2 separate regions of the Mus musculus genome follow, and region 1 is linked to region 2. Evidence: chromatin loops called from intact Hi-C (ENCODE). Cell type or tissue: heart. All regions are shown on one strand.

The links. Peaks named below come from ENCODE experiments on the same cell type or tissue, not always from the same donor. Only the 100,000 strongest peaks of a DNase experiment are listed, where the experiment ranks them.
Region 1: it touches region 2 in a loop (2.5-fold over the local background); 1 of 42 quality-filtered maps calls a loop at or near these places.

The regions. Positions count from the first base shown.
Region 1 is chr1:10,086,221-10,088,720 of GRCm38, reverse strand. It overlaps Cspp1 (centrosome and spindle pole associated protein 1), which reads right to left. Exons shown (of 30, transcript NM_026493.3): 13 at 537-670. Among named protein-coding and RNA genes, the nearest start is that of Cspp1, 49 kb to the right of the region's middle. In heart, no CTCF peak of the experiment used is centred here; no DNase peak of the experiment used is centred here.
Region 2 is chr1:10,006,188-10,008,687 of GRCm38, reverse strand. All of the region lies in intron 1 of Ppp1r42 (protein phosphatase 1, regulatory subunit 42), which reads left to right. Among named protein-coding and RNA genes, the nearest start is that of Ppp1r42, 1.7 kb to the left of the region's middle. In heart, a CTCF peak has its summit at 1,274 (motif pointing left); no DNase peak of the experiment used is centred here; H3K4me3 peaks cover 94 bases.

The sequences.
Region 1 (2,500 bases), 80 kb before region 2:
CAAGTAACTAAGAGACACAATTAGTTTTATTTTGGTTTTAAAACTGGGTCTTGTTTTATGACCCAAGGGGACTACAAAGTTCCTCAGTTGCCCAAGTGGGCCTTGAACTCATGATCCTGCCTCTACCTTTAGCTGCATTTAAAAATGGCTATTGCTACAGTCTGTCCATCAAAATGTATGGAGGAATGTAATTCATAAAATCTTATGCTAACAAACTTAACAGAGTAAAAATTGAAGCCCCATGACTGAGTCGTAAATTGCTAGGGAAGTGGGAAAAAATGATAAAGATATACACCCACATCTGCCTTCCATACATTATTTGGCCATATTAGGTCTCATAAACTATCTTTATCGAGTATCAGAACAAACTAATAAAATTGGACTTGATTCTAAGGATGATTCTATTGTCAATAAATGTATAATACTTTGATTAAATGAAACTCTATCTTTTTCATTTACATACTATTGCTTCCATAAAAACAATTATCCTTACTAAACCACCAGGAAAATGTTTATAGAACATATAGAAAACTCACAGTATACAATATTGGGATCCAGTGTATTTCTGGCACCGTAAAAATAGTACGCATCATCGTAAGGAGTTCGATAGTTAGAAGCTGGAGGGGCAAGGAGCGGAGGCGGGGGTGGATTCAGAGGCACAGGCAGAACCCTATAGCAAAAGAAAACCAAAAACACTGTCCTCATATTTTATTACTTTTAATCAAGATCTTTTGCAAAAAAGGTGTTATTAAAATTAAACATCAACCCTGTACTAATTGTTCAAGAAAAATTAGGAATCAAAAAGCAAATAGTAACAAATTTTACAACTTCAGGAACACTTTGCTAAGATGCAAACAAGTTAAAGTAATTGAGTAATATCCAATAGCCATTATGTACCATATTAAACAAAGGCATGTATGCTCCTCTGCCCTTAGTAATAATACGGAATCAACAGTTACAACAGTGCAGCATCCGTGAGGCAAGTGACAAAGAATGCCAGAGGAATACAGAGCAGGAATACTCAGATATAAGGAGACAGGAGGAAAGCCGGAAGATTCCCAAAACAGGAAGTATCATATGATGAGAGTCACACACAGAGAGGGAGGACCAAGAGCTCCGCCACCTCAGGATTACAAATGGTTCTGTGTGGGCAAGGGAGTGCATAGCATGAGTATGTTTATGCATGTCAATAGCTGCACACACATGGTGTATAGGAACTCGTGTGTGTAGGAGAGGCTGGTCACATGAGTATGTACAAATGCACAAGCTAGCAGTCATCCTTGTATGTAAGTTCTGGGGAGCTGTCCACTTTGTTTGTAAGATGGGGTTGCTCACTGGCCAAGAAATCACTAATTACACTGGCTGGCTAGCAAGCCCCAGGTATCCAGTCTCTGCCTGCCAGCACTGAGAACACAAATTCATCCCACAACACCCAGCATTTTTACTGACTGAGCTATCTCCCCGACCCAAAGGGTATATTTTTTATATGTAAAACCTACTGCTTTTTCACAGAAAGTTAAACCACAATGTGGCTACTTGAGAATCCATATGGCCCTGATATATTTAAGAGTTCATAAATTTAAAATGTATAAAACCTTGTCCTTCCACATTTCCTCACTGAGGAGCAAATGTGCTTCTACCAGCACAGGATTTACTCTTCACTAATAGAAATGGCAAAGGCAAATAACTTTAGATAAACAAAGAAAAAGGGGAGACTCTAGGTTTTTTTACTCAAACATTAACATATTTTGCCTTAAAGAATCTGAGGGCTGAGGTAACACCAAAGTCTCTTCGGTAGGCAGCGGTTCCACACGTTATTGGTCAGTCAGTGAGTCTAACCTCACCATCATCAGTGCAGACGCCAGCAAAAACAACCTGAGTAACTGTTATGAAAACAATCTATTATCAGCAACTCCTAAATTGTATCTATACATAGAAAACTAATGTTTACATCAGCCCTCTAACTATGTCAAGTACTACCATCACCTTTTACAAATGAGAAAACTTTTTTGCATAAAGTCCAGTGAAGCCGACTACTCCAGCCTCTAACCCACAACAGAAAGCACTGTGGCTCTCTAATTCCAGTCTCTCAGCCTTTGGAGTAGGGAAGCCATTGAAGAAAATGAAGGAAGTACCTGAGAAAGGCTGTAAGAAAAGCCCCACAGTTTGTTAGTAACAAATAAAAGACCAAGTCCTGCTGAAAGATATCTCAGAAATGTATTAGAAGATTAAGAAAAACATCTACAAATGTAAAGATATTCCTATAATTAGTATATTAATAATTACAGGCCAGAAAATATTCGTGTTACAGGGTTTCTATTATATATAGATTAGCATAATGTGTTTTCCCTATAGAAATGACATGTTCAATATGAAATCCAGGGTTATAATCCCAACAGCCCAAGAGTAAGCCCAGAGAAAACTGTTAAGCCAGACAGACATGTACCAGATTAGTAAATTTTTTGGAATAAGCTGAAGAAACAATTCAATGATTGCCAAG
Region 2 (2,500 bases):
GGAAGATGAGTCCCAGCAGTTGTATCCAATAGGAGATATTATGGAAAATGACTTCTCTTCTGAGAAAATCAAGGACACTCCTACAAGTGTTGACCTTATTGCTTTTATTATAATGTTCTAAAATGTACACAAGTTCAACTAAGTGCAGTTTAAGCCCTCTGGGGCTTATTATTTCTCTAAAACAATGAAACTACACTACAGTAAAGTTAGAGTTGGTGCTTTCTTGATGAAAAGAATGGTGGTGTTTTGACAAAACAATTTTCATGAACTCCCAAGCAGTTTATTATTTAATATTTTATGTTGTGGGTTATGGTGAGTCTCTCCCTTTCCACATTCAAACCCCTGGGTATTTTTCCTATAGCTTACTGATTACATTCCTTGGCCTTCTCTTGATTTAAAAATATTTTCAGCTTGTCTCTTCTTTTCCAAAAAGTCTCATGTAGCCCAAAATACCCTAATACTCACTTGTAGCCAAAGCTGCCCTTGAACTTCCTTCTTCTACCTCCTAAATTCTGGGGTTATATGAGTGCCACCAGCTCAGCTGCCTCCTTTCTTTACAGAGGCACCAGTTTTTATACAGAATTCATCTGTGGTGAAATAATTAAAAATATACTACTCTCTTGCCGGGCGGTGGTGGCGCACGCCTTTAATCCCAGCACTCGGGAGGCAGAGGCAGGCGGATTTCTGAGTTCGAGGTCAGCCTGGTCTACAAAATGAGTTCCAGGACAGCCAGGGCTATACAAAGAAACCCTGTCTCAAAACAACAACAAAAAAACCACTCTCAAATATGCTGCTCTGGCACATTGACTATTTTAAGTTAAAGACACTTGAAATCACAGCAGGTTGCCTGCCCACTGTTCTGCCTACCTGCCTGTCTGCTGACTGCTTCCCTTGTTAAAAGCCCTTTCCTATTCAAGGAAAACAAAAAACGTTTTCACTGTTAAAAACAAATGAAACAAGAAAATAGCAAAGACAAGTCCAGGGCTGGGAAAAGATCAATGACAATCAATGACAGAATTTATTATCTAATAGGAATATGCATAAGTTCTAAAACTTAAGTATCAAATCACAACCCAGTAGGAATAATGAATAAAATATGGAAAGAGCAATTAGCACATAAAAGGAAGTCTGAAAGGCTGACAAGGGAATGCTTCACTTTCTGCAGGGTGTCAAGAGTGGTACATTAAAACCCAACTTAAAAATATTGGGCTGGAGAAGAGCACTGCCTGCTCAACCCCAGCCACCACAGGGTGGCTCACAACCATCTGTAATGGGATCTGATGCCCTCTTCTGGCGCATAGGCATATATGCGAGCAGAACACTGTATACATAATAAATCTTAAAAAACAAACAAAAAACAACAAGAAAAAGCTGCTGATATCAGAGCTTTAACTGCATCTATAGGGACTCTGCCACTACCATCACCAATAAATGTCAAAGTCCCACTGAAGGACAATTTGGTTGAATGCAGTGACATTAAAATGTGCAGTCCAGGAATGGCCACCCCTAGATTAAACCTTGCTCTAAAGACAACACAGACAAGAAGCATAAAAGCGGCATTATAAAAGCAAAATACAGAAAGACACAGCGTTCCATCAGGAAGATAAGCCACAGCAGTACAACACTCTACAGCTGTATGTGGTAAACCAGATAGCTCTCCGAAACAAAAGGGTAAGCAGAAGAAGGCTAGAGACAGAATACTGACTCGGATGGCATGCAAAATTGGGGGGGGGGGGAAGAACTGTACTTTTTAGGTGTATGGGCATTTGTGACAAAACCATGAATACATCCACAGCAATGTCCAAACTAAAGGAAATGTCGAGAAAGGAAAGTAGACCTTTTCAGGGATTTATTTGGTTGATCTGGTTGTTGTTTTTTCTTCCCAGTACTGGGATGAACCCAGGACCTTGTGAATGCTAGATATCACTGAGCCACAACACACACACACACACACACACACACACACACACACACACACACACACACAGAGAGAGAGAGAGAGAGAGAGAGAGAGAGAGAGAGAGACAGAGACAGAGACAGAGACAGAGACAGAGACAGAACTTATTTTCTTTGGTTTTTTGAAGCAGAGTTTCATGTATTTCAGACTAGCCTAAAGTTCCTATGTAACTGTGGTTGGCCTTGAGCTCTGGGATTTTCCTGCATACACCTCACAGATACTAGGTTTATTAACCATCATGTTAAGCTTAAATCTACTTTTACTGTTTTATATTTTAAACTTATTTATGGATCTATGGCATTATGAAAAAACAATTTCAAATTTTGTTACAAAGTCATAAATGTATAAGCAAATTTCAGAAATGCATGTAGTAGAAATCCAGATTGCAGCCAGGCATGGTGGTGCATGCCTTTAATCCCAGCACTCAGGAGGCAGAGGCAGGCGGATTTTTGAGTTCAAGGCCAGCCTGGTCTACAGAGTGAGTTCCAGGACAGCCAGGGCTATACAGAGAAACCCTGTCTCAAAAAACAAAAAACAAAAAAA